Linked DNA regions of Mus musculus: region 2 is linked to region 1. The links are chromatin loops, found by intact Hi-C in ENCODE. Cell type or tissue: heart. All regions are shown on one strand. Links, peaks and the distances in the headings refer to the core of each region. The heading gives the core; the rest is flanking DNA.

What was found. Peaks named below come from ENCODE experiments on the same cell type or tissue, not always from the same donor. Only the 100,000 strongest peaks of a DNase experiment are listed, where the experiment ranks them.
Region 2: a loop joins it to region 1, with 7 times the contacts of the local background. A loop is called at or near these places in 41 of 42 quality-filtered maps.

The regions. Positions count from the first base shown.
Region 1 is chr12:81,788,108-81,803,589 of GRCm38, reverse strand. Gm30706 (a long non-coding RNA gene) reads left to right here. Exons shown (of 7, transcript XR_001780652.1): 2 at 1-272; 3 at 648-855; 4 at 3,517-3,610; 5 at 3,982-4,056; 6 at 9,901-9,964; 7 at 10,262-11,160. Gm46366 (a long non-coding RNA gene) reads left to right here and starts at 12,500. Exons shown (of 3, transcript XR_001780649.2): 1 at 12,500-12,748. In heart, for the core only: a CTCF peak has its summit at 6,854 (motif pointing left); no DNase peak of the experiment used is centred there; H3K27ac peaks cover 305 bases.
Region 2 is chr12:81,906,795-81,922,276 of GRCm38, reverse strand. It overlaps Pcnx (pecanex homolog), which reads right to left. Exons shown (of 36, transcript NM_018814.3): 4 at 9,567-9,612; 5 at 8,802-8,891; 6 at 2,897-4,612. Among named protein-coding and RNA genes, the nearest start is that of Pcnx, 55 kb to the right of the region's middle. In heart, for the core only: no CTCF peak of the experiment used is centred there; a DNase peak (open chromatin) is centred at 6,536.

The DNA.
Region 1 (15,482 bases), core at 2,356-10,355:
AGCAAAGAATGTCTAGACTCCCCAAAAGGCAAGATAAGTCTACAGTAAGAAGTACCTGGGATGGGGATTTGGCTCAATGTACCTATTAGAAAGGCCAGTATGGTCAGAACTAAGGCTAGACACTCTCCTGACCAGCATCTAGTCCCTGGAGTGGGCTTTGGAGCAATAATCATCTGACCCAAGGTAGAGTTTCAGGAGCGCAGGAGTCTGGAGGTGTGATGCCCCACAGGGTAGCAGCCAGGAGCTGAAATCTGGCCCACTGGAATGGCTTGGTGAGTAGCCTTCTTCTTCATTCCTGTTATGGTTGAGACAAAGCTTCCTTCCAAATGGGTCATTGTGAAGCTTACTCTCTTGCTAACTAGTGGGTGGAGCCACTCACTGAGGGGTGATTGTGTTGTGGAGGCTCTGACCTCAGTAGGGTTCAGAATTTGTTGGTATTAATGTTAGGTGTGTCACCGCTGACAGGGTGTCTTGTCCTTAGCTTCTCCCCTGTCTCCTGTGAGGCTCCTGTGAGGTGGCGCTCTGCTCTACCAGGCCTTCCTGCTATCATGAGTCCCACACCAATGGAGAAATCCAATCAGAGACCAAGACCTCCAAGGCAGGGAGCCAAAGTAAACCTTTCTTACTTTATACCATTTTCCCCTCAGGTTATTTGTTGCAGCAACAGGAAACTGACCAACACCATCCTGTACACTGTGGCTCTTCCCTCTGATGAGAAGTGTGGGGTGTGGAGCTGAAGCCTCAATGTCTAAGACCACGTTCTACCAATTACCCACATATAGACACGCTCCAAGGCCTGATGGGAAGGGCCATCTGTGTATCTTGCTTAGAACAGCAGCTGGCACTGTGTGGAAGGTCAGTGAACATTGGTGATGGGGTGTTTGCTTGTCCTAGAGTCAGGCTCTTGTGCTGCAGTTCAGGCCAGCCTGGAACTTGTGGCAATTCTCCTACTTCAGCTTCCAGAATTCTGAGACTGTAGACCATGAGCCAAGACTCCTTGCTTGGTCATGACCCCCACCCACAGGATGTCCTACTGCCTAGGACACTGTGTCAGGGCATGTTCTATCCTGTGCTGTGACACTAGGTCTTTGTCAGCCTATCTTAAAACCATCAAAAGGGGGGGGGGTGGTGGGGAGACTTCAGGGGTGCTCTTCAACTTCAAGGTAGCTGTCTTTGTCACATGAGGATGATTTCTCACATGAGGCCGATTTGCCATGGTTTATCTTGGTTCTCTGCTTGACTAAGTCTGGAATTAACTAAACCCAGGCGGCTAGACACACCTGTGAAGGCGTCTTCTTGGTTGGATCATTTGAGGTTAGAAGATCCACCCTCTGGGGGCAGCCTCTATTAATGACACGGAAGGAGGAAGCTTCTGGGTTTTGCCTGCTTTTTGCCTTCACTCTCACTGTCAAGCTCTTCTCCCCTGTCCCTGGGGCATCCCTTTGCTGGTGTTAGAACCTACTTCTTAGCTAGTGAAATGTACACTGAAACCCATAGCTCTCTAGGACTTCGCTGGGACTCCAGCACCAGACTGGGACTGCCAAGACATCCGGTCCCATAGGCTGGATAACTACTAGACCCTTTCTACCAGCCATTGTTGGGCTACTTGGACCAGAGGCCAGAAACCATTCTAGAAAATTCCATGTGTTCATTCTGTCCATTGTTTCTTTAAAGAACAGTGACTCGGGCTGGAGAGATGGCTCAGCGGTTAAGAGCACTGACTGCTCTTCCAGAGGTCCTGAGTTCAATTCCCAGCATCCACATGGTGGCTCACAACCATCTGTAATGGGATCTGATGCCCTCTTCTGGTGTGAAGACAGCTACAGTGTACTCACATACATAAAATAATAAATTTTTTTTTTTTACAGAACAGTGACTCATACAATGACCTTGAACTTCTAATCTTCCTGCATCTACCTCCAAGTGCTAGGATCACAAGCATATACATATATATGTATATACATATACGCTTATACATATACATGTATAAGCATATAGAAGTAGCTGTGTGTGTGTGTGTGTGTGTGTGTGTGTGTGTGTGTGTGTGTGTCTGTCTCCCTCTCCCTTGCTTTCTCTCTCGAAGTCTCCAATGCTGTGAATGAGCTGTGAGTTCCTGTATTCAGCCCACCTTGTCCTTCTCCAGGACTGTGGGCGTACACCACCGCACCTGGCTTGGCTCTACCTTTCAAGTCCAGCTTTGCATTCTGGGTTCTGACGTTTTTTCCCTTTGGAGATAAGCACAGGTGGCCTGGCAGGAGAGAGAACAGGTGCAGAGGAGGCCGACGGGGGGCTTCCTACGAATACCAGACGCACTGTCCTGAAATAAGCTTCAGCCGTCAGCCAAATGACTTGTGTAAATCTCCATGAATAAAAATGTAAAAACAGTGTAAATATAGCTCCATTAAAGGGTCTTAAAATAGGAGCCTGGCTGTGGCAGCAACTTGGGTAGGGGATAAGATGCAACGTGGCGCTTCCACCCTTCCCTTCTTTCTCGTCATTTATGAGGGAGAATTTTTATTTAATGTGTAAAGGTTAAAAATAGCTTATTGGTGCTGGGCAGTGGTGACTCAAGCCTTTAATCCCAGCACTTGGGAGGCAGAGGCAGGTGGATTTCTGAGTTCGAGGCCAGACTGGTCTACAGAGTGAATTCCAGGACAGCCAGGGCTACACAGAGAAACCCTGTCTCGAAAAACCAAACCAAACCAAAACAAAAAATAAAATGAAAATAGCTCATTGGCTCATTTGTGTCAAATGATGTTTATCTTTCGTGTGATGACTATAGATTTAAAGGAACAACTAAGACCAGAAAAAGGGACTACTTTGTCTTAAGGGCCCAAGTCCAGAGGTCTCCATATTTGCTCCTCTGTTCAGCTTGATTCAGATTCCCTCGAAAGAGATTTTAGTTGACCAGTGTGGGGTCTTTTTTGGGGGAGGGGGGTACGGTTAAAGATTTATTTTTATTTTGTTTTATGTGGATGAGTGTTTTGCCTGCATGTATGGATGTGTACTGTGTGCATGCTTGGTGCCCTTGGAGGCTGGAAGAGGGTATTGTACTTAGAAGGCATGGCTGCTTTTGTTCTCACAGAGAAGCACCGGGGAAACCCGGGATGAGAAGCATACAGGGTTGTTCCTCCCTTGAAGGAACATGCTTTTTTAACCTGGTGGCCTTGGTGCTATGCGTGTGGCCAACTTTCCTGACACTGCATCCTCCCTCAGACCCTCATTATAAATTTGTTGTTCTCAGTCAATCTATAGAACCTATCTTTATGGACTTTACAAAGAATCTCAATGTAGTTACATCTGATCTTTATTTAGCTCACTTTGTTCCTCAAGGAGATCTACATGTCGTTTGTCTTGCGTGTAGGATTGAGTTAATTGTCACCAGGACCATTTTCACCAAATTGTGCTGTGCTTAAATATGCCTGAAATAAAACTACTCAGAGTAAGACTTTAGAAGACTGACCCAGTACAGCTGCTGAGTCATGTTGAGCTGAGTTGCCATTTTGCCCCCTGCAGTTCGTCCCTCTGCAGCCCATTACGGTTGCAGAGACCCCCACGGCCGGTGCGTGACGTGGGACATGCTCAATGTGGGACTTGACCCTTGGAAAAGGTAAGAAAATGTTTTCTTTAAGTAGAAGCAGAGGGTAGGGGTTCAATCCTCTCACAGAAGGGGTCACAGCTGTAAGTGAGACAGGGAAATAGCACAGGTTTTTCCCAGTCCTCTGAGGTAACGCATCTTATATGATTATCTGAGCTATCTGTTAAGACCCAGGGGAGCAAATATTTAAAAACAAAACAAAACAAAACAACAAACAAACAAATGAAAAACCAGTTCTGCAACTTTGTATAAGTGAGTGTAAAATTCCATCCTGGGTTTCCTGAACAAGGAACCATTGCTATCCACAGTTGGAGTCACATAGACACGAATGTGAAAAGACCCCATGAGAAGGAGGGTGAGAAGCCCTGTCTGTTGTTTTGCAGTCTGGACTGCAGTTATATATTGCTTGAATGCTCTTTAGAAGGACCATCGGGATCCTCTGGACACACCTTGGCAGGGTGAGTTGTTCCAAGGGGCCAGGTGGCTCGCAAAGCTGCCCTGAGGCTGCCCCCAGCACTCCCATCCCCCCCAACCCCCAGCCCCACCCAAGATTGTTTGCCTTTGCCTATGATGTAATAAGGGAAAACATAGAGCTAAGGAATATGAATCCAAATTTGACAGGGATGATAAGCTTTTAAACTCCCAATAGAGCAAACCTAACCCCAGGATCAAAGGGAAAATTGATCCAGTATGGATTGATCAGTGGCCCCTTCATAGAGAAAAATTAAGATAGACCCAATTCTATTAGAGGAACAATTGCAACCTGGACATATAGAACCTTCAGTGAGACCTTGGAATTCCCCTATTTTGGTAATTAATTACATTATAGTTTTGTAAATAAAAAGACAAAAAATAAATTTCAGCTGCTGTATGATTTCAGGGGCATAAATGTTCCTGTGAAAACAAATGGAGGCTCTGCAGCTGGGGCTCCCCATGCCTACTGTGGTTCCTCAAGGACACTCCACTATTTAGTATCAGTGGAACATTTTGCCACAAGCGATGAACACATTGTCAAACTATGTGACAATATTACGTATGTAGGCACTTAATGAAAACATTGCCCCACTGTGTGACAATATTATGTATGTAGGCACTTAAGCTGGCGCAGCCTAAAGCCCTTCAGGCATTGGTCACTCATTGTATGAATGTATTCTCTGCTCATGCTTTCCTAATCAATACTTAAATGGATGCTTAACTTTCATGGTAAATGAACTAAAAGAAGAAAATGTAGGGGCTGGAGAGATGGCTTAATGGTTAAGAGCACTAACTGCTCTTCCAAAGGTCCTGAGTTTAATTCCCAGCAACCACATGGTAGTTCACAACCACTCGTAATGGGTTCCAATTCCCTCTTCTGGTCTGTCTGAAGAGAGCAACAGTATACTTCTATACATAAAATAAATAAATCTTTAAAAAAAGAAGACTGGGCAAGGGTGGCATACACCTTTAATCCCAGCACTTGGGAGGCAGAGGCAGGCAGATTTCTGAGTTCGAGGCCAGCCTGGTTTACAGAGTGAGTTCCAGGACAGCCAGGGCTATACAGAGAAAACTTGTCTTGAAAAAGAAGAAGAAGAAGGAAGAGGAGGAGGAGGAGGAGGGGGAGGGGGAGGAGGAAGAAGAAAGAGGAGAAGAAGAAGAAGAAGAAGAAGAAGAAGAAGAAGAAGAAGAAGAAGAAGAAGAAGGAGAAGAAGAAGAAGAAGAAAATTTAAACTTAACTCCAGATAAGATACAAAGTGGTCACCATATAATTATTTAAAATATATTCTCACTCAACAACAAATTTGCCATTATCCCCTCTCAGTCTAAATTTTCCGAAGCAATGTACCCTCAAATACTTAGAAAAGATTTTGGGCCATGTCAATTGGATGTGTTCTTAAAGCCCATGTCCACAGTGACACATCTACTCCAACAAGGTCACACCTCCTAATAGTGGCACTCCCTGGGCCAAGCATATATGAGCCATCACAGCAACTTGTGCCACTTGTTAGTAGAGAGCCTACAGAAATCACTGTGCCATTAAATAGAATTCTGGCTGATTATTTTGTTCCACGATGATCACAATTGGCAGGTAGCAATCACATGTTACTTGGGATCTATAAGTATTAGTTATCCTAAAGATCCCTTTAAGAATTGTTTAAGATACCCCATGGGTGTTCCTTAAAATTACATCTAGAGATCCTATAGAGATCACTGTTAAAAATGGCTCTTCAAAAGCACGGGAGCTTATGTCTTATATACAAGTTCCACACCCTCCGCATACACCCAGCCCTGGTTGTGCAGCTCAACAGTCTGAACTTGCTGCAGCCAACCAACTTTTATTTGATGTTTCTCTGCATTGGATATTTTAGCACACTCTCCATTGGTGCTCAAATTGTTTCTGTTTTAGAAACTGTAAGACTAAGCCAGGCAGTAGTGGTGCACGTCTTAAATCCTAGCACTTCAAGACTTAAACTTAATCCCACCACCAATGCTAGTGCACAGTTAGTTCTGTCCCTATGGGCGCCTATACAACAACCACCTCAGCATTTTTTCTTTTCTTTTCTTTTTCTTCTTCTTTCTTTCTTTCTTTTTTTTTTTTATTAGGTATTTTCCTCATTTACATTTCCAATGCTATCCCAAAAGTCTCCCATACCCTCCCCCGCACTCCCCTACCCACCCACTCCCACTTTTTGGCCCTGGCGTTCCCCTGTACTGGGGCATATAAAGTTTGCAAGTCCAATGGGCCTCTCTTTCCAGTGATGGCCGACTAGGCCATCTTTTGATACATATGCAGCTAGAGTCAAGAGCTCCGGGTACTGGTTAAGTTCATAATGTTGTTCCACCTATAGGGTTGCAGACCCCTTTAGTTCCTTGGGTATTTTCTCTAGCTCCTCCATTGGGGGCCCTGTGATCCATCCAATAGCTGACTGTGAGCATCCATTTCTGTGTTTGCTAGGCCCTGGCATAGTCTCACTAGAGACAGCTATATCAGGGTCCTATCATCACAATCTTGCTAGTGTATGCAATGGTGTCAGTGTTTGGAGTCAGCATTTTTTCATAACTCACATTCACATGCATTCTCATATGCCAGACCTGGTAACATTCGCTAGTGCTCAAGCAGATGCCCTGGCCTCCTCCTCACCTCTAATACTTTCATTTCAGGCTGCTTAAAAGACTCATGAATTTCTTCATCAAAATGCAAAATTATTACAAGTGTAGTTCTCTACCTCATGAACAAGCGTGCCTGCCCTCTGTGTTCCTTGACCACCACTGCCCCCTGCTGGAGGAACTAATCCTTGCGCGTTAAACTCTAATGCCACTGGGGCAAACAGATACTACTCAAATCTCTGAATTTTGACATTATGCTCCTGTAACAGTTGATACTTGGAAAGAATACGATTGTTGCTTCTGTCTGCAGAACGATCTCGGATGCTGTCATTATTTATTATATACCTTTCCCTTTCCTGGACATCCATTGCAACTAAAAACTGGTAACGCTCCTGCTTATATTAGCAAACAACTTTTACAATGTATAAAATATTAATCATGTTGCCGGAACCCCTTTCAACTCACAGTGTCAAAGCTATTGTGGAATGACAGCGTTAACTACTTAAACAACAAATTTTAAAAATAAAATTGGGGACTATATCTTCACCTTAAATGCCTAGTGCTATGGGCATTTAAAATTTAAGCCATGGTTTTTAAAAAAATTTTTTTTTTACTTTAAAGGATAATGCTTTCTCCACTACCCAAAAGTGGAGGCACAGACATGGACACAGTATATGTTAAATGAAATATCTAGGAACCAATCAGTGGAAAGGGCCCCAAGTTCCTCTACCATCAGGGCAGGGTTACGCTCGAGTCTTTTCAGAAAATGAAAGAAGTCCCAGATGATGTCTGCTCCCATGACTAAGACAGCATCCCAGAGACACTGGACACATGAAGCATCTGAAGAAAGATAACAAGCACACCAAGAGGAGGCATCCCAAGAGGAAGAAGAAGTTGATGACTTGGGGGAGGCATCGAGACTTTAATTCATCAAGCTGAGACCTTGGAGAGACAAGGACCCAATGCTACTGACCCCCAAAATGATGATGCTATGTTTATTGACTATATTATAGGCTAATTCTCAGATTGTACAGAATCCAAATACTTTCCTTTCTGGAATGTGTTGTTTTAATGTGTCAAGATACTGCTCATATTCACATTGATGATCTGCATAAAGAGAAAGACACAATCTCTCAAGTGACCTTTGAAGGCCATCTCGATTAAGGTGGCTCTCCCTTTTCTTGGTCCTCTGCTGGCTAGTCCTATGGCTTTGTTAGACCAATTCTGCAGGCTATGCAGTCAAGCTTGGCTTATGCTATTACAGCCACAAAATTCTCTTTAAAAACTCAAAAGGGGGTGAGATAGGAAGTATGGCTGTCTTTTAAACACCAGAGAAACCCAGGATGTTAAGCACGCAGGGTTGTTCCTCCAAAAGAAGGAGTGTAGTGCCTGTTATCTGCCCAGAAGGCTAGAAATGGACATGGTTTCTGACCTAGTGACCTTTGCGCTATCTGTGACTTTTCTGGCACTGGATCACTCCCCTAGACCCTTATTGTAAAATTGTTTTTCCCAGTCAACCTATAGAACCTGTCTTTATGGACTGTACAAAGGGTTTCATATCTGATCTGTATTTAGCTTGTTTTGTTCCTGAAGGAGATTTGTGTGTGGTTTGTTGTACACATAGGATTGAGTTAATGATCACGAAAATAGTTTTCACCAAATGTGCTGTGTTTAAATATGTTTAAAGTAAACCACGTGGAATCTAACTCCAGTTTAAACCAACATCAGCGACTGAGTCATATGAGTCATGGTAAGCCAAACTGACTTCTTGTTTCTGGCAGCTCATATCTCTGCAGCCGGTTAAGGTCACAAAGACCCCTGTAATCGGGTCCCCCAGAACCAATGCTAACAACAGCGGTGAGCCACAATGTGGGTGCCAGGAATAGAACCTAGGTCCTCTGGAAGATCAGCAAGTGCTCCTAACCATTGAGCCATCTCTCCATCCCAGACCAGTATGAGTCTTACATCGACAATGCTTAGGGTGGGGACATTGCCTGAAGAACACAGAAAAGGATGAGGGAGCTCCCCAAAGTGTGTACGGTGGGAGTGGCTGTTACCCCGCTGATGAACGGAGCAGCAACATCATATGTAAGGCAACAGAAGTTCTCAGGGATGCTCACAAGTTACAGCTTCAAGTGTCAGCCAAGAGTCTCCCAGGGCAAAACTGGGTGGTTTGGGGAATCTTGAGAACAAGCTGGCCAGAAGGCTAACACCCAGCGACTAGCTTATACCACTGAGAGTGAATCTATCTCTTCTTCACGGAAGGCTTAGACACAGATGGCAGCAATGATAGTCTTTGACTGAGTAGCACAGCTCTTAGCATGAGCTCCATGTAAGCTTCAACGTGTTTGTTTAGAAACTGATTACAAACCTTCTGTTAGGACTGCACGAAGCACACCCCAGCTACCCTGAGCAAAAGATAGCCTCTTTGGGGATATTGTTGGTAGCAGGCAGGGGCAGACATGAGGCAGATCCGGGAAATCTGTGTGTGCTTCCTGTTTCTCTTCCTCTCTGAACCTTCCTGAGCTCCATCTTTCTCCTGATGTGGCTGCCTGGCATTTTTTAATTAATTAATTAATTTAAAAAATTTCATCCCACCCAGACCGAGACTGGATTCCCTCCATCCTGTTCCAAACCCAGAACAAGGACCCCCAAGGGGTTCAGTTTGATTCTGCACTCAGAATCCCTCCCCCCAACCCCCAGCACTCAGCTCAGTCAACCACGTGGCCAAGATGACACCCGGTGGGAGGTACTTCTGTTACCTTGTAGATTCAGTTGTGGGAGCTTTTTTCTTTGTAAAGAGATTCAGCCGAGTAAGGGGATAGTATTTGCTTACACCTGTATAGAGCTTTACATACAAGTATGTATCCTTTCTTTCATCTGATTCTTGGAGTAACCTCAAGGAGTGGGAAAGCAGGTATTCAATTAGTGAATGTGACTGGGCACTATGTTGCCCAGGCTGGCCTCAAATTCCCTGAGTCAAGCCTCGGACACTGGGATTAGAGGGGTACACACTGTGTCCAGCTAGGACAAGTCTTCCCTTCTAGGTCAGTCTTATTTCACCCCTTAGGTTCTACTTTTCTTTTAAACCCCCTCTCTCCTGTTCACTTGGAATTTGGGGGGGTGGGGAAGAGACCATCTCTCACCTTTGCCCCTGGATCTCTCTGCTACAGTCTCTGCATGAGTTAAGCTTTGATTAAATTGAATTTGTTTTCCAGGTGAATCCAGTAAGGCCTAGAGCACGAAGTGCTTTGCTTCAGGGGATCCGGCCAAAGAGACAAGGTGAGGTGGTTCCATAGCGGAGTCTCTAAGATTTCCAGGCAAGAAAGTGTCCCACAAGGTCTCTGACATCGCAGTAGGGTTGGGCGTGTTTTCAGGAAGCGGGGAAATTCTATGTAGATGATATGAGGGGATGAGGAGATGCAAGCCTTCCCGTGAAGGTGCTGCGGCTGCATTTGGCTGCATTTGCCCTGATCTCAGGGCTCCAGCAGGGCTCTCTTTACACCTCAGACTCTTAGGCTTCTTTTCCTTGGTAGCTGGCGGCGGCTACTTCACCGTACATCCCTGACTTTTTCTCAGAACTAGGCAAGACCTCGAGTGTGGATCTGATGCAGTCCTGTGCACCTCAGGTGTGGATGGGGGTCACCGTGCTACAGATGAGCCAGCCTCCCCAGAAAGCGGCTTCTCTTGCTACGGGGAACCACCTGAAGGAAAGAGATGCTTTCTCTGCTATGGGGATACAACTGTCTGCTGTCATAGCCCCAGGAACAACGAGAGAGGAAGCCTTAGCAGAACAGGACAGCAAACCCAGACCCAGCTGGGGCCTAGGAGCTACTGCAACTCCCCACTGTCTGTGGAAAGAGCTGGGGGGAGGGTGAGAGCCAGTGTGGAATTAGTTGGAGTGACAGGAGACAAGTGTGAGCAGTGTGGGTTATTAATAGGGACGAGGACATATATTTACAACCAGTGACCCCCAGTGAAGGTTAGAACAGTTACCTAGATGTATCTGAGACCCACACAGAAGACACCCCAAGCTTGCAAAGTGAGCTTTCTCATCCCAGAGTCCCTTAGGCCAAGGGGCTTGGGCAACAGAAGCAAGAACCTTGACTGTGTCTGTGTGTGTGTGTGTGTGTGTGTTTGCTCAGGCTGTGTGCTGCTGTTCTAGGGGAGGGAGGGAGAGAAGAGGAAGAGGAAGAAACCGAGGAAGAGGGGAGGGTGCTAAACGTAAGCTTAGCCAGCTGGCTCTGTGGTTTCCATTCTCCCTTCTACCTCCAGCTTCGTGGGGGAGTAAACTGTCCCCTTTAAGTGACATTTTTCTTGTTCCATCCTGGCTTGGAAGATTTGGGCCTTGAAACCTGAAGGCAAATAAAACACATACTCTGGTCTGCCTCCTAAGAGTGGGTACAGGGTGTTAGGGGCAGGTACGATCACTAGTCAGGGAGCATGAGGTGGGTCAGATCTGACAGGTGGCCCAGCTTGTCCCCACACTGGCAGAATTTAGTTGCTGAGGACCCTAAGGTGGGAGGGGAGGGCTGGGTCCGGGGTGTGCTGTCCTGTAGGTTTGGGGGGCAGGGAAGGGTGGGTTCTGGGATTAAGGCTGGTCGGAAGGTGTGACACCACAGTTGGCTTCTAGTCTGGCTGGGTTTGGGTTAAAAGGCTGCAGAGCAATTCAGTCCCTCCCATTCGTGTGACGTTCTGAAAGGGGCCTCTGGAGTACACGGTGATTTTCACAGAGCTCAGCTATGGCAGGTCAAGCTGCTTTTGTCGAAACCCTAGGACGGGTCAGAGGTTGCTGAGTTCCCGTTCTGATCCTGTTCATACCACTCCTTTTCCTGAACTGCTCTGTGTCTTAGTCAGGGTTTGACTGCTGTGAACAGATGCCATGACCAAGGCAAGTCTTATAAGGACAACATTTAATTGGGGCTGGCTTACAGGTTCAGAGGCTCAGTCCATTATCATCATGGTAGGAAGCATGGCAGCATCAGGCAGGCATGGTGCAGGCAGAGCTGAGAGTTCTACATCTTCATCTGAAGGCTGCCAGGACAAGACTCACATCCAGGCATCTAGGACAAGGGTATTAAAAAGCCCACGACCATAGTGACACACCCACTCCAACAAGGCCACACCTGTTGGCATCAGGACCTCCCAAACCTATGACATCACATAGGCGACAGCGTGACCTGCAGACCTGTTGCCAACAGGCACCGTAGTCCCAGAATCCACTTGGCTCACCTACTACCTTTACCTGTGTTACATCATTTTCCATATAAATAAGGGGAACGCCCCTCCCCCCTCTCTTTCCCCCTTCTCTTTCTTTTCTGCCACCACTTTCCCCCACCCCCACCCCTCCCAATAAACCTCTCACATGTGAAACGGTTTGGGCCCAGTGTGCTGTGTAGAGACATGAGCAGCTATTTTAACACATCAACACCCACTCCAACAAGGCCACACCTCCAAATAGTGCCACTCCCTGGGCCAATCATATACAAACCATCACACTCTGTGTCCCACTTTTAATTGGAGTTAATAAAAGTACTTCCTACATAGAGTTTTGGTGATCAGAAAAGTATGTGACATGTTTGGTACCGGCCTGACACACCGACTGGGTGCCCTCCAGAAGGTGAATTTTTCTATCATTCCTCACCAACTCCAGCAATTTTTTTTTCACCAAGACAAAGGCAGTAGGTAATAGCAGATAAAGTAGGTGATATTTGATAAAGCTCAGCTTAAGACAGAATGAGCACTCTCAAAGGGTGCTCACTTGCAAACTTGTTTTTGCTGCTGTAACCAAACACTATAAGCTGAGTAATTTGTAAAGAATGAAGGCCGAGTCAGCTCGAGCTTCTGAAGACTGAGCAACTCATGGTAAGTGAGCCACATTGGTGACTTTCTGACTTGTGGAGACTGTGCAGTGTCCCAAGGACATCACATGGGGAAGACAGTCAATGTGTCAGAGAGGGCGGGCTGGTCTTTACAGCAAAGCCTCTCCCTTGGTGGCCCATCGATGTCTGAGTGAACTAACCTACCCTTCGTCTCCAAATGCCAGCTAGCGTGTCACTCAGAGGGGTAAGTCTTAACATCTGAATCGGTGGGAGTGGGGGTGGAATTAAAACTACTGCACATTCTACGTGGGAAAAGCATGAGTCAGGGTGGGTTCCCCATGGCCCCACGTATGCTTCTAAAGCATATAAACAAGACCTAGAAAAGCAGGTCAATTCCAGCAACTGGGTCCCAGAGCCCAAGCTTCTGAGTAGCACCTATTTATGAAGGGGTTTTCTGAACTGAAGACACTGCTAGAATGCTGGTTGTTATTAGACTAGTGGGGGCTGAGAGGAGAGTGGCTTTGTCTTTTCAGACTAACTGAGGGGATGTAACTGCTGCCTGGTCCTCAGTAAGCTGGAGTTCACTGTGCTACCCTGGGTAATACACTAGGAGAGAGGACATTACACAAGTGGAAGCTATGGGCCTGACCTGGACATCAACAAAATGCAAAGGCAGAAGGAACAAGGGTCTTCAGGTCCGTACCTCTCCACCCTTAGTGAAACATAAGCCACAGGATCTATCCAGATGTCCAGGTGACAGAAAGCATCCTGAGAGGCCAGCCAGTGTTAGGAGATTCATGTCTGGGTAGTTTAAATAAGAACGGTCCCCGTAGACTCATATATTTGAATACTTGGTCTTCAGTTGGTGAAACTGTTTGGGAAGGACTAGGATGTGTGCCCTTTTGGAGCAGGTGTGTCACTGGGGTTGATGCTTTGAGGCTTAAAAGCCCAGGCCATTCCCAGATGGCATTCTCTCTCTCTCTCTCTCTCTCTCTCTCTCTCTCTCTCTCTGCCACATGCTGTGGATGTAAACTCTCAGCGACTGCTCCAGTGCCATGCCTGCCAGCAGCCATACCCCTTGCCACGATGGTCATGGACTCTGACCCTCTGAAACTGTGAGCCACACATAAATGCTTTCTTTTAGAAGTTGCCTTGGTCCTGGTGTCTTATCAGAGCAATAGAAAAGTAACTAAGATGAGTTTTAAGTCTTTCTGCCGAGAGAGGCAGAGACATTTAAAATCACTTCATTAGGGAGAAGGATGGAAAAGCACACACTAACATGCAAAGTTTTTTATTATTTGAGTCAGAAAATGTTCTAATCAGTATTGTGCCCATGGTAGCCAGTGTCTTCCCTGACTGCAGTGTTATGATTCATCAGTCCTTGCCTGAACTCCAGACCTACATAATCAACTACCTATCTGACATGCTCAGTTCTCTGGGGTCTGTATTAACGTTGCTTTGTCAAGAGGACTTTTATGGTCCCCCTGAAAGGTAATATGTTATGTTTTCCATCCCCACATTTTTGCTGCTTTTCACATACTCTCTCTAACACTTGTATGTCTCCCTTTGGAACATTGTAGGCTCTCCTCTGATGAGTTTTATGAATTGTTTGTGGTGTATGTGTGTGCGCGCGCGCATGTGACCCTTTTATTCGCTATTGTTAAAAACAAGTGCTTTTGTATCCACTGTATTCATGTGTATAAATATCTGGTAAGTGAATGAATGAGTACCATAAAAAATGAGAGACCTGGACCCAGCATGACAGGCAGTCGCCACCAAGCCAGAGGACTTGCACTGGGTCCCTGGAACCCACACAGTGGAGAGAGCTGACTCTTGCAGGATGTCCCCTGACCTCCACATGGGTGCCAGCACACATATAATAAATAGAAACAAAACTGGGAAGACTCGGCTAATTCCATGACAGGCTTCAAATCGGCAGTTCAGGAGAAGAGGCTTAAATCTCTGTTTCCAAGAACTGGGCAAGTCCAGGCAAGTCCAGGCCTCAGAAGTTGCTCTAAAGGTCCCTCCAGGCATACCCGAGTTAAGCTGAAAATCTGGGAGCAGTTGCCATAAAGGTGAAGTTTTGGTTCAAGCTCCGACAGTGTTTATTGCCTGTCTAGAACTTGATTTCTAACAAACCGAAAGGGTGCCACCTAGTGACTGCCAAGGTTACTGGTAGAACTTCAAATTGTAAAACCAGAAAACAAAAACCCCAGAGAGGTGCCATATCCTGTAACGCCACACGGCGGCGCTGTTGTCCACTGCTGTGGCTATCATGGTCTTGCTGTGCCAGGTCCGTTATGAAACAGCTGTGGCCACCCTAAAATGCGTACAGAGACAAGTGTGAGACTTGCTGATTCATCAGATTGTATTGGTTTGTTAAATAGCAAATAAAAAAAATCTTTAAAGTAATGTTGCAACCCTAAATCTCATAACCAAACAGTAAGTTGATGTTTAAAACTTGCCCTACACCCTACAAAACATCATGATTTAGAATCAAGGTAGGAAAAGCTGAAAACTCCAAGGAAGTTCTGTCAGTATCAAGTGATCAATGATACATCATGTTAAATTAGCCCACACATCTCTGCACACAACCAAGCGCGTTTGTTCCCTCTATGAGGCATGAGGTTTAGGTAAAGGGCTGGAATGGAGAGATGGCTCAGCGGTTAAGAGCACTGAGTGCTCTTCCAGAGGTCGTGAGTTCAAATCCCAGCAACCACATGGTGGCTCACAACCATCTGTAATAGGATCCGGTGCCCTCTTCTGGTGTGTCTGAAGACAGCTACAGGCTACTCAATTACATACATGTAATAAATGAATAAAATTTTAAAAGAAAAGTTCCAGGGCCATTTGTTCTCCTGTGAGACTGACTGATCAGTTAAAAAAAAACAAATAAAAAGATTGTGAAGACGTACATGACACCCAGTGAGCCTGCAGTCAGTAGTGGCTTTTGCCCACGATTTTATATTACTGCCATA
Region 2 (15,482 bases), core at 2,553-10,552, 120 kb before region 1:
GGTCTCAGAGTCCACGGGAGCAAGCAGGTGAGGCAGCGCTATGGCAGAGTGTGTGCCTGACACACACAGTCAAAGGTGACAGCGAGCAAACTCCTGTTATGTATGACTACATCCCATAAAGTAAGTTAGGTGACACATCCTTGCCAAAAAGGCAAAACCTACATTAATAGATAAGCTACTAAAAACATTATTCTGTTAGTATTGAGTGAGAGACTGAAGACTCATTCGGGTAGCGCTTGTGTTTTCACTACTGTCAAGTTTCACATCTCTAATTTATTTCAACATATACCTACATCCTTGCATTTAACTTCACGTCACTGAACTAGCAGGATTAAACAGGGCAGGACATATACCTGTAGCCTAGCAAACTGGCCTGCTTCCTGATAACAGCACTACTATTAGACACATGCTAGGCACTTTCTAAGCATCGTGTTTTAAACTCCCTTCATCTTTCACTAACAGAGATACTGCTATCACCACATCCTCAAATGGCAGCACAGAGGCCTAATGGAGACAAGTGGATCTCTGAGGGCAACAGCTACAGTGGAGCCCATAGGCATGCGAGTTCTTAGCTACATCACCTCTATTATATGCCATTTTATAATATAAACATTCAAGTACACTTTCAAAATTTTACCCATTACCCACTAACACCATTCACCGTAACAATAGAGTAAGTATTTGACGAACTCATCAATACCTCCAAATCCACTAGAATTAAAATTTACTCACAATTATGTCCAGGAAAGTTGTCTGTGAGTGTGAGTGTGTGTGTGTGTGAGTGTGTGTGTGTGTGTGTGAGAAATGTGTTTATATGGTGTGGTAGCAGTGATATGTGCTGTCATGTTTCTGGAGGACGATATACAGGACAGAATGGACAACCCAGACACATCACTCTTAACCTGCCAGAACAGACTATAACAAATGATGCTCACGGCAATACATACTGAAATTCTGCCCATTTAAATCAGTGTTTAAATTCCTTCCTGCTACTTCCAGTTTTCTGGAAGTTCAACCAAACCACAGCAAACCTTTGTATTTAGGTGCAACAGAAACAACATAAATCTCCAATATATCTAAGTAATTTTGTTTCATTCTGATTTTCAGTGTAAGCACAATAAAAACAAATAAAAGAAAACCTAGCAGGTCCCTCCTTTAACAAAAAGTATTTTCAACTTCCTACATACTAGTGAATTTCTTCAACTGAGCTAAGATTAAAAAAAAATTAATTCATTGTCTTATTATTAATATTTAATGGACATTTTAAAGATATGAAAAATAAATCTATAATCTGGAAGTATGAGGACTTATATAGTCATAGAACTGTAAGAAGATGCAAATACCACTCCCCATGTACTTTGTAAAACCACCAAATAAAACCAAACAAAACAAAAGAGGAAAAGCCACATCTGCTGTGTTAGGACGTGACACAAATGTGCGCAGACAGACTCACCACAGCATGGCCTACACAGACACAACACTCACAGTTTGGCAATAATATTTATTTCACAATACTTAGGACACAGACCTTAGCATGTTCAGTCTCAAAATGTATTTGGCTAACTTAAAGAATTAAGCTATCTTTTAAAACCTAATGGATTCCTTGATACCATACACAGAAACACAGGACACAGTATCTCTGAGAAGCCTTTACAGTCTTTCAGATCTGTCAGAAAATACAGAATGAAATCCAGGTCAAAAACTCCTAGGAATTTAGTTACTACACAGCTACCAAGTGGTAACAACTACTTCAGATGCAATTCATTTCTAACATATAGGTTAGAAGACTACTTTGATAGCTCCTTCAGCACTAAAAATAATTTCTTTACATTCACACTATAAGTTGATTTTTGTCAGAACCTTGCCAATAACAGAAAGAACATTTCCACACTATGACCTTTGAAATAGTGCTGATGAGTCTGGAATTCTTTTGAGGTTAAGTGTAGACATGTTTGAAAATGTCTGCATAAACAGAACGTTGTCACAGCAAATGACAACAGCCCTTCTATTAACGACACACGCGTGCTGACACATGCGTGAAGCTCATTCTCACTCTAGCAGAACAGGCAATGAGCTGCGTGGGTGGGAGGAGGGAGGGGAGACAGCCTTGTAAAAAGGCCCAGCACACACTGACCCAACTCCGCACAGCTCCCCCAATCCTGAAACCACTTAGTTGTACTTTACCCAAACACCGTCACCAGCACCGGGGGTACCATGACGACTAGTAATGGATGAAAATGCTAACAGAGCCAGGTGACATGGTGCCCTCCTTTAATCCCAGCACTTGGGAGGTAGAGGTTGACAGATCTCTGTGAGCTTGAAGCCAATTTGGTCTATGTAGTGAGTCCCAGGACAACCAGGGCTACACATTGAAATCCTGTCTCAAAAATTAAAAAACAAATAATCACATGATAAATGCTAATAAATATAAACTTCAACTTAATTTAACTTTAAGGACAGTGTGAAATTATAGAATTTTTTTTCTTAATAACTAAAACTTGAACTGAGAGAAAAGCACAGAAATAGAAAAAGAGTCGGTTATCCAAATATACCACTGGTGCTACCGTAGCATCTGGAAGAATCTCACATGACTGGTGAGCATCCATCTCCGGGAGCTCAGCCGCACACTGTGGAAGTCACGTCTGTGAGTGCTTTGTCACCCTAATACAGTTGTAATACTGTTGCTACTGTATAAAGGATGAGAAATGACTGGGTTATTACTAGCATAACTGGCTTAGAAAGGGGAGGCGGTCAAGAATAAGCTGATGTGTCCCATAAGACAGCAGGGCCATTGGAGACCACCGTGTTCACCGAGAGACGTGTGCTTTCCTAACACAGAGGAACTGTACTTTCCGAGCAACAGGGTCAACCCACAGTGCTGCAGTAGCTTACTCACCTCCAGTGGCTGCATCCTGCTCTTCCCCTTCAGGAAATGCAACCTGGCTTGGCAAACTATTCCTGGAGCGTGTGACCGTCTCTAGCTGGGAAGCCCGGCCCAGTAAAGACAGCTCATCCAGCACCTCTCCCTCTTTGGCCTCAAGATCTGACTTTGAAGTGGTTAAGGGCTTCATACTGTCCGGTGCCAGCAGCCTGTTTGAGTCATTCAAACAGGCCACAGTGCCACTATCCAAGCTCAGCACCCGAGCCCGCGTCTTGGCACTACTTGTGCTGGAAGTCCTCCGAGAGGCCCTCTTTTTGGTGGTTCCCTCAGGGCCTGGATGAGCTCTGTGCGTGTGGTCTGAGTCTGTGCCCCGGTCCCTATGGCCATGTTTGGTCTTGAGGGCACCGTATTTGCCCTCGGGAGACTGGCAGGAATGAGACGTGGCACTGGAAGAGCTGTCGCTGCTGAACTGGTGAGCCGAATGAATACTGGGAGCTCTGCTCAAGTCGCTTTGATCACTAGAATCCTCGTCATGACCAAATACAGCACTGTGCGGCTTGGTTCCAGAGACTCCTCGAAAGGAAACATAGTCCCTATGGCGACTAGAATCAAAACTGCTGGCCCGTTTCTTTCCTGTGCGCCTCCTGCCTGGCTTGTGGGCAGAAGTTGTCCGGTGGATTAAGCTGGAGGATTTGGGCCGGACATCTCCTTCCTTCTGCTTCCCACCATCGTCTTTACAAACTCTGGAGTCGGTGGCCAGGCTGGGCTTCTCGCTCTGCTCCTCTTTGCTCTCTGCACTCTGCTCAGGCGGCCTGTCGCCAGGCACAGTAAACTCATTTGCATGGGGGTTTTTATTGGCATCTTCTGATGCAGAGCTGCTGGGAGCAGCCTGGTCAGCCATCTCCTCAGATGCCTGAGCATCTGGAGCCTCGGGAGGCCCAGCAGGTGTGTTTCCCTCTGGGGCAGTCTTGTCACTGCTAGTCCTTCGGTCATCAGCCCGATGGCTCCTCTCTTCCACTGAGTCAGCACCGCACTCTCTCTTCCGGGCACTCTTGTCTCCCACTTTAGGAGATTCCTCATGCTCAGACAAGATGCTCTCGATGTGAGTGGAGCTGGTCTGCTCACTTTTATAGCTGCTGAGGGTGCTGTTGGTGTCCCTGTCGGTCCCACTGCAGTAGCTCTCGGTGGACCCGCTACTCCGCGTGCTCAGGCTCCTGAGACTGTCCACACTCTTTTCCGCATTCAGCGCCCTGCTCTTCCCACACTTTGTAGGTGGCTGGGAGCTACTTTTTCTTCTGTCAGCAGCAGGCTGAGACTGTGCCGGAGGGCAGGACTTGCCCGCTGAGGACTCTCGAGTGCCTGAGTGAGGCTTAGATGAGTCTAACTCAGTAACAGGGTCTAACCCCCGTCTCTGCTGCTGCTGATAAAGAGGGAGGCCACTCAGTGATGCGTCAGGAAAAGCCACGGCAGAGCTGGAAGTCCGTGGCACTCCTCGTGGTCGGTGCTCCTTCCTATAAGAGTGCGAATGTAAAGGTACAAGAGAAGCCACTTCTGTGTCACAGGCACTGCACAGTGACTGATCAACACGGTGGTGCTGGCTATGACTTGGCAGGCTCACTTTGTCACTGAAGTCCCTTGGTAAATCCTGTCCACAAGAGGACAAGGATGGCTGAATAGAAATGAAGGAATCATTGGAGACCAGGCGGAAGAGCTTGCGATCAGTCGCCAAATCTGTGCCAAATACAGATACATGTCAGCTTCTGCACTGGTTAACAAAGAAAAGAACTCACAGTATACAGTAGTAAGTCAAGTATGAGCAAACCTCAAGCAGAGCTAACCAGTCAACCCAAAGACCCATTCTAACTGATGGAAGGAACGGAACTGTCAAATCATTTGAGCTCTTCAAAGGCTTCAGAAAAAGTTTGTGTGTGTGTGTGTGTGTGTGTGTGTTCTCTCCTCTTCCTTCCCCCACCTCGATTTTGAAGAGGATCTCTGTATTTAGCCTAGGTTAGCCTTGAACTTCAGGTCCTCATGATCCAGCATGAGTCTGCAATTTCAGGTGTGTGCCACCACAGCCTGCTGCGAGCTCTATTTCTAACTTCCAAATAGATAACCTTAGGTTACCATTTGGAGCCTTTGTGTCTTCATCTAAAAGATTTGTGATCAAACTTGTTCAGTAGCAAGCAGGAAGTGCTGAATATATCCACATATATAATTATATGTATATATTTTAAAAACAAAATTAATAGTAACTGTTAATATTGTGTCTCAGGAAATACTTTAATTTTTGGGAAACACTAGTAAGATTATTTTACAAACAAACAAAAACCTAGAATGGAGCTCCAAAATGATGTAGTGGGTGAAGGGCTTGCTGTGCAATCCTGGCCACCTGAGTATATGCCAGGAGCCTGAAGAGGGAAGGAGACACTAACATCACACAGCTGTGCTCTGACCTCCACACACACATCATAGCACATGTATGTCCACATTACACAAATACACATACAACCACCACCGTGTTGATCAGTCACATAAAAAGTTATGAACTACAGTAGGAAGAAACAAACAACAGAATCAAAGTGTTGATCAATGCTCAAACGAAATACAACATGATGCAAGGTATCTCATAGTTTGTGGTAGTCACAAAATGACAGGAGCTCACAGGCCCCACTTCTGAGGGATGTGCCATATGGTGGTGTGTCTGGGGGAGGAAGAATCACTTTAGGGGTGCCCTAGGAGGGTGCTCCACTGAATGGACCCACACCTGTGATTATACTAAGACAGCACAAACTACGTGTACACACATACACACACACACACACACACACACACACACACTTAACTGAAGACTCAAAGCTGGGATGAAGTAGCAGGGGCAGGGGATGGAGCTGGACAGAGCTGAGGGAGGAGTGGGAGTTAATGTGATCACAACACATCGTGTGGATATGAAATCCTCAAAGAAGAAAATATAATAAACCCAAAATCATGTACAGCATGTTCCATGTCCTCAATGAGAATATGTTAAATATTAACAAAAAATAGTAATAATTACAGGCTAAAATCCTATATTTTCTTTCATTACTGATGAAGCAATTATAAGTAAGCCCCTTAAGAAAAAAACACATGTTGCTCTATGTTATAAGAGCATCCCTTCATCTTTTATTTACAGTAGGAGCTACTGACTTAAATTATCATACAGACTTCATAAAGTAATAGACATAAAAAGTCCATCTACCTACACAAAAGCTGACTTTTAAAACCTTCATTTTGACAGGAAAGGATGCCTGAACCTGATGTTAGCTTCATCAAAAGAAAATTAATTTAGATGTGGTGACACATGCCTGTAATCTAAGCACTTAGGAGACGGAGGTAGCAAGATCATGAATTTGAGGCTAGTCTGAGCTATAAATACAAAAAACAACAAAAAGAAAACTATGCTTTAATTATTGTAACCATATAGACAAACTATAACTCAGAGGAGGGTTAGGTGTTCACTTGAATCTCAGTGGTAAAAGCAAACACTCTCTCCTAAAACTATAATAGGAATGAAGTTACCACACACATTTATATACTTCAAAAACTGGCAGTCCCAAACAGCATTTCAGCAGCTCACACAGTTGCCACTAGGTGGTGACAAAGCCCAGCCAGGACCATGGAAACCCTGTGCCTGCAAACCTTGCAGAGCTGCCCCATCAGTTTACCAACTTCAGAAGAACCCGACTCAGTGTGTGCTTTTGCACTTTGCTTGCTTTGCTGTTGTTTGGTGGTGGTGGTGTTTTTGTTTTGTTTTTTTGTTTTTGTTTGGAAAAGGTCTCTATAAATAAAGGGTGGTTTAGAACTCACTTTGCCACTTTGCTGCCCCAGGTTGGCGTTGAACTCATAACAATCCTCTGTCTCACCCTCCCAAGTTCTAGGCATGAGCCTGCATGCATAGCTCTTACCCCATATTTAATGTGTTGGCTGGGCTGCTTGGTATTTGCAAATTGACAATTCCTAAATGTCAAACCCAGACACCTAACCTGACTTCTCTCTTCTCATGACTGCACTGAGGTCCCAAAGAAGCACATACTAAATATGCCCCAACTGGATGTCCCACCCCAGCCTCCATTCTCTCCTGTCTTTAATTTAGAAAGGACACCCCATTGTTCCTGCTGTCCATCCCAAATAGTACTATTAAAATCTTATAGGACACTACTAAAATCCTCTAACAGCATCTTATTAGCGCGCGCACACACACACACACACACACACACACACACACAGAATGTAAATAGACCATGTCTTACTACCCTCATGTTTACAATGGCCATCCAAACGACCTCCCAACTTCAGCATCCACCCCTTTGATACAGCCTTAGAGTCAGGGCTACGATGGCAGTTCATCTCCCCAGGAATTAGAACAAGTATCTTTAGAAATGCCCTCTGAGACATTCTACCACCCACACATGCTGGTTTTCAAACCTGACAGGTGTGCTCTTCAGGACTTCACACCTCTTGCATTTGCTGCCCCTGCAGAGAAGGGGCTCTCTTTAGGTCTTCGATGTAGGTAAAAAGCCACTCTATTTAAGATTACCACTTTTCGTAGTCTCCATCTGTTTACTCTTATAACTGATTCACAGTACTACAACTCCATAATAAGACCGTGAAAGCCGTAAGAGAGTACAAACTATTCACTGATTAATTTACAATATTTAAAACAGTGCCATGTACATAATAAGAACAGATAAAAGCCAAGTTACAAACTATTTGAGGGACCAGAGAGATGGCTCCTGCATTAACAGTGGATGCTATTCTTGAGTTCAGTTCTCTCTCTCTCTCTCCTTCTCTCTTTCCCCCACCCATACTCACACTCACACCCACGAACTCAAATCCACAAACAATAAGTATTTTTTACACTATTTTAAAGTAGTATAGTAGTTTGAATTTGGCTATGAGTGTGGGTAAGTTTCCTACAACTCTTTTTAAAGTCATAACGGGCTCATCTGTGATGTACCAACAGCCTGGAGTGAGAGCTGGGTAAATGCACATGAAGACAACCAACCAAGCAAGAACTGTGGAATCCAGGCTGACCGTGTTTGTAAAGGACTCACGGCAGTCTGGTACAGCCATGTCCACTCACAAGTAGTTTAGAGATCCTTCCCCTCCATAACAACAGAGCTGGGTACCGAGGGGACAGATGAGCTGCAGAGCTACCTAGGCCTCTGCAAAAATAAGCATGTGGACTCCTAAGCTAGACAACAGACTAGTGAATTCCAGACATTATCTAAGCTCCTCTATACCTGGCTACAATGGTAGAGTTGTATGTGTATAAATCTCAAGCAGCTAGATTATCATAAAACACAAACAACAAAACCCTTGCTTAGTGCTTTTTAGATATACAATAAGATAAAGATATATGACCCCTAAATGCAAGCAGACTCAGTGCTCTAAGACTATGACCTGGTTGTCAAGACATTATAATGGTACACATTATAGAAATGAAGACTGCAAAATGAAAAGTAACTGATTTACCTTTAATTTCAAAGAAAGAAAATGAAATCCATACCACGCAGTCTGTCTAGAAGCCTGGGGAGGGGGGAAGGGGCCCTCGAAAGCAATTTAACAATGACAAGATAACTTTCAAATACCAGCTACAGAATAAACAGAATATGCCTATGAGAAATGAAGTTTGGGCGCTGGAGAGATGGCTCAGCGGTTAAAAGCACTGGCTGCTCTTCCAGAGGTCCTGAGTTCAATTCCCAGCAACCACATGGTGGCTCACAGTCATCTGTAATGAGAACTGATGTCTTCTTATGGTGTGTCTGAAGACAGGAACAGTGTACTCATGTATAAAATAAATAAATTTTAAAAGAAGAAGAGGAAGAGGAGGAAGAAATAATTAAGGTTGGGGGTGGGAGAGCGCCACCGCAAGCATGCTTACCTTGTTCTTCACTTCCTTCTTTACAAAGACTAGAACTCTGGCCCAGACTCAAACTTATGTCATCAGAGGTCTTAGCAGTGTCCGTGTCTCCTACAATGTAGACAAACACATGCAGGCATGACCCTGAAGCAAAGGCACAGCAGAGAAGGGACAGAGAGTGGGAGGTCCTGTCACCTAAGGCAGGTCAGACACCAGCAACTACTCACTATGTGCTGAATGCTCTGACTGTCTTACCAAGTAGGACAGACTATGGGAGAGAATGACAATGTGACCTAACAACATAACACCTAACACAGAATACAAAGAATATGGGAGAGTTAGTGTTAGCTTTTTTTAAAAAGCAGATTCTAAAAAGAAATGCCAACTACTTTATAACAAAACTGAAACGAGGGAAATGTCCTTCCCCATGAAGGTTAGAAACTACAGCACTATATAGCAAAACCATACATTTATTTTAGGGAAATAATTCTCTTTTAATGTTTCAATTATGATCACATTTAAAACTGGCACAGCAAACTAGTTTTTCACAAGCTGAACCCATACTTAGGAAAACATATCCCCTATGCCAAAATGTTTCTAATAAATCAAAACTTATAAATAATACAAATGTTCAAATATTCTTGAGATACTTAAATGATGAAATGATAACACAATTTAAATCAGACAATTTAATAAGATCATGTTATGCCCTGGCGTATTTAAAAAATTCCCTCTAGTGGAAGGCTGTCTTTCAGAGAGAGGAATAGCCAGTGCTCAGTAAGGTACCTTTAATAGTTGCTGCTGTTCCAAGTCGAGAGGATCCAGATCCAATCTGAAATCAAGACAAGGAAAAAAAAAAATGAATTTACCCACCAGCCATAAGTCACCACTAATCCAAAGCACAAGACTATCAAAATCATCTTCTCTGGCATGCTATCAGTCATTTTCATCGATATTAAAGACACCTGTTGGGCACATTCTCTCAGAGGCACGCAGCTGCTGCGGCTCCTGCTGATGAGCCTCTGTGTACCAAAGACGACTGACGGAGCCTCTGTGGACTAAAGACTGATGGGGGCCCTGGGGCAAACACCTGCCACCTCAAGCAAATTGCACTGAGGAGTTATTATCATTATTTTACATTATATCATGGCACGTTTGTGTTATAAACCAGAAGCAAAGCCACACACTGAGTCTGTGGGAAAAAAACAAAACATAGGACTTCTTAGGGCAGAAAACAACCAAGTTTGAGGAGAAAAAAATACAGAGTACAACATCAAGTCTTACTATTCTTAGTTCTAAGACAAGAGGAACTTTTTATTGATGGTTAGAACATTTAAAAATAATAAAAATTTAAAAAAAGGAACTCTCAGCACCCACTGAGATTGTAACTGAGCCTTCAAAGTTTATACTCAAGATGGCCTAGCATTTTCCTAAATGTATACACATCATTTACACACTCATATAAATAAATACCACAAATTCCACAAATACAGTAAGAAAACAAAATACAGCATGATTCTGCCAACTAAACTGGCAAGCTGCAGAAACTCTTCCAGTAAGTCTAAATGGACTCAAGACAGTTTCTCACATTCAGCATCGCAAATAAAACTTAAATCATAGAGTACTTATTTTCTTTACACGCTCCCTGCCCCTCCGTTTCATAGTCACTGCAGCCACAGTATTCAAGGAGTAAGCTCAGAAGATGGGTAACTGTGCCACTTGCAGAGCAGGGGAGGCTAAATTAACCAGGACGGCCACTAACTGCTATCTCAAAAGTAAAGACACTGGAGATGCATGCTGTGATGTGTAAGAATTTGTCAGTGAAAAAGAAAACAAAAATATGTACAGGTTAAACTATAAACTTGATGTTAGCAATAAAAACTAAGCTTTCCGGGGCTGGAGAGAACGCTGCCAGCAAGCGCTTGCTTTGCACGCAGGAGGATCTGACTGGATCTCTAGCACCCAGTACAACAATGCCCCCGCCCCCCTGCAAGTCCAGCATTAGGTGGGTGGAAAAGGCAGATCTCTAGAACTCACTGGCCAGCCATCTGCATGCACACACACAACAACAACAAATGCAGGTGCTCATGCACATGCTCACAACACATAAAATGCATGCACACTAAGTTTTATAATATTTTAGGGCTGTTTGTTAAGCTTGATTCTCTCAGGATTTCTTAACATCTGCTTTAAATACACCATCAGACACTCACTATACCACCCCTGAAAGGGAACAGTTGCAAGGCATGGTGTTACCAGCCTGGAATTCTAGCACATGGGAGGCAGAAGTGGGAAGATTTCATGTTTGAGACCAGCCTGTCTTTACACTGAGAAACTATTTCTAAAATTAAAAACAAGTAATAACAGTAAAAGAATAAGACCCTAATTTTTTAACAGCAAAATTCCATTCTTAAAACACCTACTAAAACAGGCAGACAAGCTACTGGGAAAAGTATGATTTGTCTACTAGAAATACAAACACATAGTGACTTCTTAGATCAAACGTTTAAACAAGCAAATACAAACACCCCTTAGTGGATTCTCTTCCGGGAATGTAAACATAGGAAACAAACTATCTGAATAGGAGTTTTAGTTATTTGCTCACAATCGTCAAATGTTTCCCTTTCCTCTCTTGGCCAAGCTCCCCACTTTGTACAGATGTGACTCCATGTCTTCTGATCTATGAGAACCATCTAGAGGGGCCACAGGACCTAGTAGTTCTGATGACTGGATTTAAGGGAAATGCCTCTCCAAAGTCCAGACAGACTGTGCCTGGCGAGGCCTCTGCCCCACCCTGCCTACTTCCTACTTCCTACTTCCTACTTCCTACCCCTCACAGCAGCATCACAACTCAGAGGCTGTGCTCACCCCAGGGCCTCGCGGACAAGCCTAGAGGGCAGAGACAATGCCAGCCAGTACTAGCTGCCTCCAGGCCCACACAGCAAACACCAATCCCACTTCTCTAAATCCCTCTTGGATGAGTAACGTGCTGTCTGCTGGTGAAGGAGGTCTTACTAGATCCCACAGATACTGATTCTTAACGCTTTCTCCATCAAGCCCTCTCCAAAATCAAAGAATCTTAACATCTGTATACAACAGATAATTAATAATATAAATTACAGAAATGTCACTGCAGAAGAGCTCATGACATCTGTGACACAACCAACGAAGAGACTATGCATAGTGACTTCTCTATCTTTAAAAGTTTTTCACTATGTATGACATCAAAGGTTTGATTTTCTTCTTTAACCCTTATTTGTTTTTTGGGGTTTTTTTTGTTTTTTGTTTTGTTTGTTTGTTTTTTTCCAGACAGGGTTTCTCTGTATAGCCCAGGCTGTCCTGGAACTCACTTTGTAGACCAGGCTGGCCTCGAACTCAGAAATCCATCTGCCTCTGCCTCCCAAGTGCTGGATTAAAGGCGTGCACCAACACCGCCTGGCTAACCCTTATTTGTTAAATTTTGTAAAAGTGAAAAGAAAAAAAAAAGGAAATTGGTGGTAAGTTCTACACTTAGAAGTAAAGCTTTCCATGTAAATGGCTTATATACACAGTCCTACGTTTTCCCTATGGTGAGCACCACAGCAAAGATTTAGCAAGAGCTGGGGATGTCAGGCAAGGCCACACCCTACAGTGGGGCCCCGCCTTTCTCTAGCTGGAATTCATTATTCTTCCTCTGAAGTCAACCCCTTTTCTAGGCCACTTTGAAGGCAACTATGACTTTGAGAAAAGACTTTGTATTAGCTCCTTAGTAACAGATCACAGACAATGGTTACTTGGGTCACAATGTCTTTGACAGTAAGAATAAGTCTCTATCATCATCTTTGACCAAGTCATGATCCTAGACCAAATATTTACCTTGAATATTTACAAGCACTAAATTATTTCAAAGAAGACAAGAGGCAAACAGAAGGGGAAAGTGCAGGCAGGGGTGGGGGGTGGGGGTGGGGGTGGGGAGTGGGTATACAGCCCAGAGGGGAGTACAGGCCTGGGGGAAGTTCAGGCCTGAAGAGAGTGCAGGCGGTGGTTGGGGGGGTGTGAGATGGGGGGAGTACTGATGGGGGAAATGAGGAGAAATGACTAAAGCAGAAGGGAGCAAGGGTGGGAAAGAGCAGGTTAGAAGAAGCTGCAGGGAAGCCATGGTAACTCCACCTAGACAGTCACATAAACAATCATGACAACATGTCCAGGGGCAACACAACAAACGAGAGAAAGAGAGAGAGAGAGAGAGAGAGAGAGAGACCCACCCCATACATATCAGCTGTATTCCATACAGATACAAATGCCCTAACTCACATTTTTCACTTTAGCCCCTCTAAAGGTAAAAATAATTACACACTATAAACAGTATAAAAGGCCAATGAGGAAAGTATCTCCCTGTTTTAATGTATGAAACACCACTTAAGAAAAGCATAACTGTCTACAGAATGTGCTTAGATCCACCTGTGCCTTAAGTATAGTCTGCAAAACAGTGACAATGGTTACTCAGGTCACAATCTCTTCGACAGTAGGACTAAATCACCATCCTTGACCAAGTCACAATCCTAGACCAAATATTTACAGATATTACTGATCAACCGAAATGACACTAAGGGCAGGTATCCAAAGGTGACTGATACCTGCTATGTCCTTTGATCTGTCCTTCTGAAATTAAAATTAATAATAATAATAAATTAAGTATGGCTTTCCAAACACTAGCAGAAATGTAGGATTAACTCCCAGGGCTAGCCTGCTGTTGCCTGTGTTTGTGAAGCAGGACGGTTACAATGGCCGCAGCGAGTAAGGACTCAGTTGTTCCATGGAAAGAAATTGTGGAATCCATGAAGACAACCAAGAACAAAAGCTGGGTAGCAGAGCATCAGTGCAAACAAATACTGTGCAACCTGAAGCTTTAAGGTACCACCCTCATTACCATGGAAACACGGACTTGTCTGAATAGGGGGTCCTGAATTTTCTCTGTTTTGTTATACCAAATTTCCCCATTCCATGGAAGGTGGAAAGAGCTTAACTTTAACACCCTCTTTGTTCTATAATGCACAACAGTTTCACAACAAAAACTGTTACTAAAAACTCAAATTTAGAGCAAATCTATAAACATGTATTACAAAACAAGACCCTTTTGGAGATTCTGATTCATAGACTGTGGTGTTTTCATAATCCTATTCTGAGTGTTCTGCTATCAATGTCAGGATACTATGTGAATACTGAGAGAGCATCCAGAGAACCAGGAAGGCTGCTATTAAGTGAGGGGCTGAGTTAGTTCAATTCCAACTGTAAAACTTTATTATCCATTCACATAAGGGTAATTAGGAACCACAAACTGAAAGTCAGGTGCACAGGCAGGGTATTACTGAGTGGAGAGAGGAAAGTCGACTCCAGAGGTTTATAACTCTCCACATGTCATCCATCAGAAACTAAGCTGCAATAAATATAAGTGCACTGTCTGCAAAAAGGGCCAACACCGTAAGATCTGAAAATACTGAGGATTTGGGGGTGGTTTCAAGAAGAGGTAAAGTAGGGCAGGAATCAAAACTAGGTCTCTCACTGGGACACGAGGAGGGAAGAGGAGTGATTTCAACCCCCAGGCTATAACATGAGGAGAGGAACTACTGTGACAGCAGGGATGCGGAAAGGAGATTTAGGAAGTGAATTTTCCATGACACCCTGATGAAAATCAGCTGTTTCCTTCAAAATGGAAGGACTGACAAAGTGACCATGAAACCCCACAATTACATAAAGCCCTATGTGACAAATTCCTTTCAAAGTTTACTTCACTTGGGGGAGATGCTGAGAAAGCAATGGGGAGGGAACTGCAGAGGCCCTGACATGCGCTTGGAACAAAGGAGCAGAGGTGGGGTTAGACCTAAGGCAGGCAGGCAGGCAGGCAGGCAGGGCCTCCTCTATGGAGACACCTGCAGAGAGAGCTACATTCCAAGGGTAAAAGTAATACAACAGAAATACATACACTGTAACTGTTAGTGGTAGGTTTATATTCCACTCCTAGCATTGCCATTAGCATTTCATCACTGAAACTTGGGATATGTTATTTCTATGTTTTAACCATGCAGACATCTTGTTTCCAATGTGGACGAGGAAAGGCAAGGAGGATGGAGCAGGTGAGCGAAAGCATTCACAGCTGCTTGATCAAAAGTAACTGTAGGAGAGCATGTGGTGACCATTCAGCAAATATATATAAGCAATGTGAATAATAAGAAGTAACAGTTAGGGGCTGGAGGATGGCTCAGTAGGGTCTCTGCCTTCCCACAATGTAATGAAAAAGGGCCAGGGAAAGAACACCCTGACCTGGCTTGTCCCCAACCCCAAGCCCAGAACCAATCCCTGTGCTCACCCCAAGCTCAGGACTTGAAGTCTCACCAATCCTCACCCTGAAAAGCACCACCCCACCCCCACCTGGCCCCAACAAACCCTATATAAACCCTGCCTTCTGTTCAGTTCTCTGCTGCTTCTTGCCCAAGCAGTGGCAGCCACCAAACTGGGTCTTTCCCAACTCCCGCAATAAATATCTTGTGTGAGGTTTGTTATATAGTGTGGCTTCGTGGTATTCTTTCTACCAGGATACCTCTCAGAGCAGAGCTATAACACTTCTATAGGGGAAGTCTTTCCCTTCAGAGCTGTAATACTTACACAAAGGACCTGGGTTTGATTCCCAGCACCACATGGTGGCACACAACCATCTGTAACTCC